Regions from separate parts of the Homo sapiens genome. Here region 2 is linked to region 1. The links are chromatin loops, found by intact Hi-C in ENCODE. Cell type or tissue: K562. All regions are shown on one strand. Links, peaks and the distances in the headings refer to the core of each region. The heading gives the core; the rest is flanking DNA. Region 1 overlaps ROS1 (ROS proto-oncogene 1, receptor tyrosine kinase). Region 2 overlaps SLC35F1 (solute carrier family 35 member F1).

Evidence for each region. Peaks named below come from ENCODE experiments on the same cell type or tissue, not always from the same donor. Only the 100,000 strongest peaks of a DNase experiment are listed, where the experiment ranks them.
Region 2: it touches region 1 in a loop (3-fold over the local background); 6 of 110 quality-filtered maps call a loop at or near these places.

What each region holds. Positions count from the first base shown.
Region 1 is chr6:117,343,493-117,348,883 of GRCh38, reverse strand. It overlaps ROS1 (ROS proto-oncogene 1, receptor tyrosine kinase), which reads left to right. Exons shown (of 44, transcript NM_001378902.1): 28 at 4,622-4,824. Among named protein-coding and RNA genes, the nearest start is that of ROS1, 80 kb to the left of the region's middle. In K562, for the core only: a CTCF peak has its summit at 2,538 (motif pointing left); a DNase peak (open chromatin) is centred at 4,243.
Region 2 is chr6:118,250,356-118,255,746 of GRCh38, reverse strand. All of the region lies in intron 3 of SLC35F1 (solute carrier family 35 member F1), which reads right to left. Among named protein-coding and RNA genes, the nearest start is that of PLN, 300 kb to the left of the region's middle. In K562, for the core only: a CTCF peak has its summit at 3,094; no DNase peak of the experiment used is centred there.

The DNA.
Region 1 (5,391 bases), core at 271-5,270:
TCAGAACACTTGGAGATTAAACAACGTATTTCTAAATAACAAATGGGTAAAAGAAGAAATCTCAAATTAAAAATATTTTGAACTAAAAATGAAAACAAAACATCAAAACTTACGGGAATCAGTAAAATCAGTGCTTAGAGGGAAGTTTACAGCACTGACTGCATGTATTAAAAAAATAGATCTAAAATTATTTAAGCTTTTACTTTAGGAAACTAGAAAAAGAAGAGTAAATTAAGTCCCAAATAATAATAAGAAACAAAACTAAAACAAAAGAAAAAATAAAAAGGAAGTATAGTAGAAATCAATGAAATTGAAACAGGAAATCAATAGAGAAAAATCAATGAAGCCAAAAACTGGTTCTTTGAAAAGATAAATAAAATTGATAAGCCTCTAGCCAGGCTAAGAAAAAAAGAGAGTGGATGCAAATTGCTAATAGTAGAAATGAAGGCGGGGACATCTCTGTAGAACCCATGGAGATTAAAAGGATAATCAAGGAATACTATTAACAACTCTATGCTCACAAATTTAATAACCTAGATGAAATGGACCAATTCTTTTAAAGACACAATATGCCAAAACTCACAGAAGAAGAAATAGACAATCTGAATATGTCCACATCTATTAAATAAGTGGAATCAATAATTAATAGCCTTCTGAAATAGAAAGCACCTGGGCCAGATGGATTCAATGATGCATTCTATCAAACATTTATGGGAAAATTATACCATCTCTACAATGTCTTTCAGAAAATTGAACCAGAGGGCCTACTTCCAATTAGGCCAATGAATGAGTTTATTCTAGGCCAGAATTACCCTAAAACCAAAACTAGACAAATATATTACAAGAAAAGAAAATTTTAGACCGGTGTCTCTCTTGAATATTGCAAGAATTGCAAAAGTCCTGAACAAAATATTAGCAAATCAAATCGAGCAATATATTAAAATAGTTTTATATCACAGTCAAGTGGGATTTATCCCAGCTATGCAAGTTTGAGTCAACATTTGAAAATCAATTAATGTAGTCCACTATATCAACAGACTAAAGAGGAAAAATCAGGCGGTCACATTGATAGATGCAGAAAATGCTTTTGACAAAATTCAACACGGATTCAGGATGAAAAATCCTCAGCAAACTAAGAATAGGGGTAACTTCCTTGAGAAAGAACATGTATAAAAAAACTTGTTGTTAACATCATTACTTAATAGTGAGAAATTAGAGGCTTTCTCACTAAATCAGAAACAAGGTAAGGATGTTCCCTCTCCCAATTTCTTTTCAACACTGCAGTGGAAGTCACAGCATGCAACAATACAAGAAAAGGTATACAATACAAGAAAAGGTATACTGATTGGGAATGAAGAAATAACGCTGTCTTTGTTCACAGATGACATGATCATCTATGTAGAAAATCTGAAAGAATTGACAAAAAGACTCCTGGAACTCATAAGTGATTATAGCAAGTTTGCAGGACACGAGGTTAATATACTAAACTCAATCACTTTCCTGTATACCAGCAATGGACAAGTGGAATTAGAAATTAAACACACAGTATCATTTACATTAACACCCACAGAAAATGAAATACTTAGGTATAAATCTAACAGCATATGCACAAAAATCTATATGAGAAAAACTATAAAACCCTGATGAAAGAAATCAAAGTGCTAAATAAGTATAGAGATATTCCATGTCATAGATAGGAAGACTCAATATTGTCAAGATGTCATTTCTTCTCAACTTATCTATAGATTCAATAAAATCCCAATGAAAATCCCAGCTAAAGTTATTTTGTAGATATTAACAAACTGATTCTAAAGTTTATATGGAGAGGCAAAAGACCTAGAATAGGTAGCTATCACAGTATTGAAGGAGAAGAACAAAGTTGGGGAAGGCTGATATCAACTATATGACATTCTGGGAAAGTAAAAAACTATGTAGACAGTAATAAGATCACTAGTTGCGAGAAGGCTGGGGGAAGAAGTGGCGAATAGACAGAGCAGAGAGGACTTTGAAGGCAGTGGAACTATTCTATGTGATACTATAATGGTGGATACAGCTCATTACACATTTGTCCAAACCCGTAAAATGTACAATACAAAACTGAACTCTAATGTAAACTATAGACTTTGGGTAATAATGATGTCATTGTAGGCTCATTGATTGTAACAAATGTACTACTTTGGTAGGGGTATTGATAATGGGGGAAAGTTATGCATGTGTGGAGAAAAGGAGTATCTGGGAAATCTTGGTACATTCCTCTCAATTTTGCTGTGAATCTAAAACTGACTAAAAAATAAAGTCTTACCAAAAAAAAAAGACGTCCATGCAGTATCTGAAGTTGAACGACACACACACATATCCTCCTCCCAGCCACATACACAAACACGCTCCAAAATGAAGTCCCAAGAGTGGCATGAGTTTTTTTTTTAAACTGGAACTCATTAAGAGTATGATTAATACTCATTATTTTCTTTAAAAAATGGAGTCTATTTTATGTTGCTAGTTTCTAGGTACATTATTAAGAATACTTTACCTCCATCTGCTGGAAATTTTAAGCAATTACAAGTTATCTTGGTCCTTTTTTTCTGAAGGTATTCAATTATCTTCAAAATGTATGGGATAAAAAAAAAAATGTAAGGGAAAAACCTGTCTTTCTGTCCTGAATAATGTTTCTGACACTTCAACATGTCATATTATATCAATTAAATAAAAGAACGACAAAATTACCAATGACTTTTGAATTAGATAATTGCTCTGATTGCTCACATGTGTATCCCATTCTCTGTTCAGATCAGAAATCAGTACAAACTGAATATATTGGATAAATATTGGTTGAACTGAAGAGTGGTTCATCTTGTAACTTTAGTAAGGTTATCCATCTCTAAACCCCCATACTTTCCAAATGTCCTCAAACTTAGGTTCACAGTGCCCTTGACACTGTTGTTGGAGATTTTCGATGTACTTCTAATTTTAAACATTTTTTCCTGCATTTTGGAATTCATATTTGGAATTCCCAGACCAGACCAGCATTATTTTCTCTAACTTTTCATTTTAGTCTCAGTAATGATGATAGTAATAGCTAACATTTATTTAATGTTCTTACCATGTGCTAGGGATAGAGTGATATATAAATATCTGTAAAGCAGGCCATTGTCTCTGTTTACAGAAGAGCTGGAGTAACCTTCCCAAGACAAAAAAGTTAGCAAGTGAAGGAGCTGGCTTCATCAAGTTTTTGTCACTTAGACATTTACCCCCTAATTTTCTTACTTGCTGAATGCAAAGGTTGTATTTTATATGTGGCTAATATGAATTCATAAGGATCGACAACACATACTAAATACCTAATATATGTCAGGCACCCTCCTGGGGCTCTGGTGGAACAAAGATAATTCAAGCACAGTCTCAGCCAAAGATAGTTACATTCTAGTGCTAGATGAAGAAAAGAAAGCAGCAAAAGAAAACCAAAACCAAAATCACATGTGGCTAGTGCACTGGTAGAAGAACACGTGAAGTGGAGTGAGGACAGAGAGGAGATGTCCTTCACCTGGAATAGGAAGGCAGAAAGGGCTTCCCAGGAAAAATGATGCATGAATTGAGGCTTAAGTAAGGTTAGGCAGATGGGGAAGATCATTCCAACCTGAAGAGACTACCTATGTGAAGGGTTGGAGGGGTAGAAGTCCTGCAGTGTGTAGATAGTGTACTGTGGTTAGAGTGAAGGATGGCTTTGCATAGCAGAGACTGGATATGCGGGCAGGAGCCAGATTGCACAGTGCCACGCACAATGAGTTAAAGAGTTGGCTAACTGGTGTAAGATTGTTAGATTTCATATTAAAATCATATTTGGAGTTATTTGCATATTATGTAATTATGCTACATTTTTAGGTGATGTTTTACATAAAGACTGAGAGTGAATAGGTCAAGAAGTTGTGTTCAGCTGCAAGTGACAGATCTGCGATTTTTCGAGGCTTAAGCCTGCGGTATGGTTGCGCTACTGCACTGGTCTAGAACAGACCATTTCCATTGTAGTCTCTGTGACTGGGGCTCCCTGGAGTTGTGCAGCGTGCAAGGTGTTTGGTTGTAAGCGGTGGCCAGGGAGCTCCACAATGCCATCAATCACCTGGACTTGATCTTTCCCCAAACATCCTTAGTGAGTCCTTTATTCAATTCTCACAAGATGGCTGCCGCCCCTCTTGCATAGTGTCCGCCTCCTGGGTTGGGGGAGGGTGAAGGACAGAGGTGCGCCACAGTGATAAGCACATCTGACTAACCAGACCGTGTCACATGATTGTCTGGGCTGCAATCAAACTTCAGAAACAGTTTTTCCTCCCAGCATACTGCCCTGAACAATATCAGATATATATGAACTTGAAGAAAAGGAGAGGACATTGGGTAGACTGTAGCAGTACATACTACACATACTACACACAGTATCAAGCTGCAGCCATTTTTGTTTCTTCAAAGAGAATATTATTTCAAATCATTTTCATATTTATGTTTTCAAGCAAAAGTTATGTATGCTCTACAAATTTCTTTCTAAGCTTTGATATTATTCTTGTTAAAAATCTGCTTTTCCTCTCATATATATAGTATAGATATTTAATCTTTTGGTTTCTTCTTATTTTAGATAAAGCGTTTCTGTCTCTAGCTTCAGACACTGTGGAACCAACTATACTTAATGCCACTAACACTAGCCTCACAATCAGATTACCTCTGGCCAAGACAAACCTCACATGGTATGGCATCACCAGCCCTACTCCAACATACCTGGTTTATTATGCAGAAGTTAATGACAGGAAAAACAGCTCTGACTTGAAATATAGAATTCTGGTAAGATTGGAACTAGTGGTCTTTGTCTTTTCACAAGATGTTCTTTTTTGATATAAAATTATGAGCCATAGTAAAGTATTTCCTATATGTTCTGAAATGGACTAGTACGCAACTTTTTTACAGCTAATGATTCATCAAAACATATTGTGTTCTAGTTTTCTTGACTGGGAGTAAGTTAAGCTTCAAGGAAGTATATCAACTCTTGCCCATTGATGGATTGCCATGGTAACCGTTTTCTGAGTGTCCAGAAAGAATTGGGTTTATTCCCCTCCCTGATTATCTAATTATCCTCAGAGAGAATGATAGAGAATTATTTTTGCAGCCTATGGAGCAGACTGAAGATTGAAGAGTAAGAAATGAACTGGACGGAAAGAACATTGCCTTATACCTCTTCTCCACAGCATTTATCTAATATAAAAATTGTACATTATATTTTGTCTTTTGTTTCCTATGTGCAGAGAAATATACTGCTATGCAGATACTGTTTTTAGTCATCATTGTATGCCTAGCACCTAGCACAGTTAGTGGCACTGTGTAGGCATTCACTAACTATTTCTTGAATGAATT
Region 2 (5,391 bases), core at 147-5,146, 910 kb before region 1:
ATTTCTACCAAACTACTTTTCTTTTCCTACCAATAGGAATTTAAATGTGTAAATTGTATATGTCCCCTTGTGCCAGTCATCCGAACTTTCTAGTTGCTCAAGTTTATTCACTTTACTTTTGGCTTCAGCTCTCAAAGGAGAAAAGAAAGAAAGAAAGAAATGACACTGCCATGCACTGAAAATCTGGGACAAGTACCTAGAAATCTAGGTGACCGGAACATACAGATAATTAGACACAAGCTCTCTAGCTCAGTTGCGGGGAAATCTGCCTTCGGTGAGAGCAGAGCTGTCCTGGGGGCAAGATCCTCCTTGTTGAGGATCATCGGGTATCATCAAAGCCTTTATCAGCTTTAAAAACAAGTTCTGATCATCAGTGAACCAGATTCTAAAAGTAAAAAGCAAGGAATTAACATTTACTGAGTGCCTACTATATGCCAGGCTCCCTGATACATGTTCTTATTTTTCCCATTTTACAGATGAGGAAATGGAGTTCTAAAGATAGTAGGTAACTTTCTTGAAGTCACCTGGCAATGTCAGAGCCAGGATGTGATCACAGGCCTGCTATTCTCCTTACATAAAATGAGCTTAAGTAATCAAGGCCCAGGTGGAGCAGAAACTATACAGGATCCAGTCATCAAAGTTGTCTAGACTGGATTAGCCTCAAATCAATCTAGCATCTGTGAGCTCTCTCTTACATTGAGAGTACCATGCAAGAGAGAGAAAACTCTGAGGCTATTGAAAAATGGTCACTGGTTGGGGGTGTTCCTCTGCATTTTTTACATTAAATAAAGTATAGGTTATAAGACAAAGTGCATGAGAATTAGAACCATTCATTTTCTGATACTGTGTGGCTACCTTGGGTATTTTTGGAGAAGTGGTTGTCTTAAGTCAGCCAAACTCTAACTTGTACTTCTAATTTATAGAATTCATGAACATAGGAACATTAACAGTAACATTAAAGCAAGTACACATTTCAAAGCACATATTGAAGGAAATAAAAGTTTTCTGATAAAATATTAATTCTACATTAATTTTGCATTACTTTTGATTCCTCTCCACATTATAATAGTATGGAGAAATAATTTCAAAAGCCAGAGGAAAGCATCTTATACTTTTTGGGTTTTATTTCTAGGTTTATTTCCAGGTTTCGTTAGAAAACCGCAAAAATTGCTGGGTGTGGTGGCTCACATCTGTACTAGCATTTTGGGAGATGGAGGTGGGAGGATTACTTGAAGCCAGGAGTTCAAGACCAGCCTGGGCAACAAAGTGAGACCCCATCTTTACAAACAATACGAAAATAAGCTAGGCGTGGTGGCACACACCTATAGTCCCAGCCACGTGGGAGGCTGAGGTGGTAGGATCACTTGAGCCCAGAAGTTTGAGGCTGCAGTGAGCTAGGATCATACCACCGCACTCCAGCTTATGTGACAGAGCAAGAAAAATGCAAAAATCAGATTTTTACTACCTTATACTAGTCACTTATTTACTCATCCAAAAGACATTTATTGAATGCCTACTAAGTGACCAGGATTGTTATAGATGCAGAGGATACCGGCGTGAATACTCTACATCCAGGTGCAGGTGGACAGCTGCCAATGAACACACATTTCTTTCCTCCAGTTGACACTCAGTTTCTTCCCCTAAGGACTTGCCTGGTGGGGAAGGCAATTCTGCCCTTTGTTCTTTGGAGCCGTCCCCTCTCCCCATCTGCTGTCTCTGAGGCTTTGCTCCAGCAGCTATCCCACTTCCCTCCTGGATCCTCATCCCTTTCTGCTTGCTGTGTTCCTTCACCATACAAGTCCTGGTCTTATTCTCGATGCCCACTGGCTCTGTAGCTATTTATCTTTTCCTCTTCACAGCCAGCCTGTGAAGATCAATCTACAGTTACTGCCTCTGGCATCTTGGTTCCATTCATTCCTCAAGCTACAGCAATACTGACAGCTCCTTTCACTATGATCACCAAGGCTAAATTGCCTGGCCGCTTCTGACTTCTTATCTTACTAAACCTCTCTGCAGTAGTTGGCATTGCTAACCACTCTCTCCTTGAATTTTCCCTCTCTTGATTTATCTGTTGTTTTTCCCTCCTACCTCTTTGGCCCTTTGTTCTGTCTTTTTGTGGATGCATCTTGTTCTTTTGGTCCCTCTCAACGTTGGTGTTTCTGAGGGACCTATCCTTGGCTGTCTTATTTTCACATTCTACATGTGCCACTCTTTGGCTCTCACCCCACCTCTTACTTCCTTTCCTGCCAAACTTCTTTAAAAGAGTTGCATTTAGCCACTGTCTCCATCTTATCAACATCCATTCAACACCTCGATTCACTGCAATCTGGTTTCTGTTCCCCAAACACGATCAAAATGGATCAAAAACATTCCCTGTTTTCTAACCCAGCAGACACATTTTAGTCCTCTTCTTACTAAGCGAAGAATCTGACACTCCTTCCTTCTTTTGGTGCTCTCAACCATCCCCTGCCCTTCATTCCATCCCTCGGGCCTCTTCAGACTCCTTTACGCGTTCCTGGCTTATGGGCTCCTGCATCTACTCTCATCTCTCAAATATTGTGTTCTCAGGATTTTGCCATAATGTCTCTTCTCACTGTTCCACATTTACCCTGAATGATTTCACCTACCGTTCTGACTTTAAAAATCATCCCTAGGCTGAGGACTTCCAAAAGTACCTCTCAAATCTGGATCTATCTCCTGAACTCCACAGCCATATAACCACCTACTTATCTAATGTGAATGTGCCCAAAATCCCCACAGCTCATCAAGGCTCAAACATAACTCATCTTTGTTCCCAGATTATCCCTCCTCTTGTGATTCTTCCCTCCCTGAATGGGACCACCAGTGACTTAGTTGCTCAGGTCTGAATCCTGAGTGTCTGATATCCAGGGGTCACACTTCCCCTTGAAACACTTTCTTCACTTGGCTTCCAGGACATACTACATTCTCCTTGTTCTCCTCTACCACACTAGCCTCTCCTCAGCCTGCTTTCCCCTAGTCTCTGAATGTGCTCCATGGCTCAGTTTCATTTTCTTCTCTTTTCTATTTATACCCACTCCACTATGACCTAATCATACAATGACCTTTAGCGCCATCTATATGAGAATGACATCCACATTCATAATTCCAGTTTCAGCCTCTCTGTTGAACTCCAGACACATATACTCAGCCACCTATACCAAGCTCTGCTTGGATGTCTAACAGGAAACTCAAATCTACATGACCAAAGCAGAATGCTTTGATTTTCTGCTTCACATCTTCTCTTCCCCAGTTTTCTTCATTTTACCACATGGCACAACCATTCCCCCGGTGACTGAGGCCAATAACTAAGGAACCATTCTTGGCTCTTTTTCTTTTCTTTCCAACTTCCCCTATCCCCTCTATGAATGCTCAGAAAATCCTATTGGCTTTATCTACTGAATGCATCAAACCACCTCTATCCACATCGACAGTTAGCAAGTGGCTTCAAGTCATGATCATCATGCACTTAGTGGCCCCCTGACTGTCTAATCACATCCACTTCTACTCCTTAAAGGTCAATACTCCACCAGCAGCAATGACGATCTAAAAATACAAATTAGATCACATCGGTCCCCTGCCCAACACAGTCTAATAATTTTTCTAAGAGCAAATCCAAACTCCTTTCCTTGACTTTGTCTTATATAATCTGCCCCATCTTCATCTTGAATTTAGTCTCTTACTACTAGTAACTTCTTTCAATTTCCTAAACTTGACATGCTCAAGTTCTTCACCCTTATACTGTCCTCTTTGCTTGGAACTCTCTTCCCCATATCTATGCGTATTTTACTCCCACATATTCTAATGGGAGGGTCAGAAAATGAAACCTAAGTATGCCTTAGGAAGGAAGCTTCATGAGGGTAAGAACAGTCTTCTTCATGCTATATGTCTAGTTGCCCATGGGAAAGTGTATATAATATATGCTCAAAAAAATTTGCTGAGCCCTGAACAAATACACATGAATTGATCCTTCTTTCTTTTTCACTCACACACCGAATAAGTCACCAAGTCCTTTCTTTTTAGCCACTTAAAACTATTTAGAATCTCTTTACTTGTCCTGTTCTGTCTGATCTGATCTGAAAAAAGATCAGATCATGCAAGGGATCTTGCTAAATTACAAATCTCATCATGCTATTCCTACAGTAGAAACTCTCAGAATTAAGCCCAAACTCATGAATATGGCTTATAAGTCAGTCCCTTTGTGATCCGTCATTAGGTACTTTTTCATCTTCTTCTTTGCTCATTTCCTCCTTTAAACTCCATGCTGTCAGTTATACAAGAGTTGTTAGTTTTAGAGATTTGTTGTACAACATTTGCCTATAGTTAACAGTATTGTATTGGGCACTTGAAAATTTATAAGGGTAGAGCTCATGTTAAGGGTTCTTACTGTAAAAAAAAAAAATTTAAAAAACACACAAAACACAACCACAAACTCAATGCTGAAGCCATTCCTTAACATACCATGGTCTTTCTTGACTCATTTATTCACTCCGTCACCCAGGCTGAAGTGCACCTGGGGCTCAAGTGATCCTCCCACCCCAGCCTTCTGAGTAGCTGGGACCACAGGCACATGCCACCATGTCCAGCTAATTTTTTGTATTTTTTTAGAGATGAGATTTCACCATGTTGCCCAGAGTTGTCTTGAACTCCTGAGCTCAAACGACCTGCCCGCCTCGGCCTCCCAAAGTGCTGGGATTACAGGAATGAGCCACCGCTCCTGGCCATGACTCATTTCTTTCTCTTTTCTTTTTTTTGTTTTTGTTTGAGATGGAGTCTGGCTCTGTCACCCATGCTGGAGTGTAGTGGCACGATCTCGGCTCACTGCAACCTCTGCTTCCTGGGTTCAAGCCATTCTCAGTCTTCTGAGTAGCTGGGATTACGGGCACGCACCACCACGTCCGGCTTTTTGTATTTTTTAGTAGAGATGAGGTTTCACCATGTTGGCCAGGCTGGTCTCAAACTCCTGACCTGAAGTTATCCACCCGCCTTGGACTCCCAAAGTGCTGGGATTACAGGTGTGAGCCACTGCACCTGGCTGCCATGACTCATTTCTTTCTACATGTTGTTCCCCCTGTCTGGAGTTCTCATGTCCTTCTCCCTTGTCAGAGTTCAGTTTAGCCAGTGCTTCCTCCAGGAAGCCCTCTCTGGCTCCCTAAATCCAGATTAGGTGCCCCCTGAGGGGCTCCCATACGTCTCTGTATTACCTAATTGTATTGATTACGCTAAAATGCAATTCCTTTCCTTAAGCGCAGGAATTTTTCTCTTTTCTGCTCAGTTTTATCTTCTGCAGCTAGGGTGGTACTTGGCACACAGTAGTGACCCTACAAGTATTTTATGAATTCATTCAAAAATATTTATGGAACACCTTCTGTG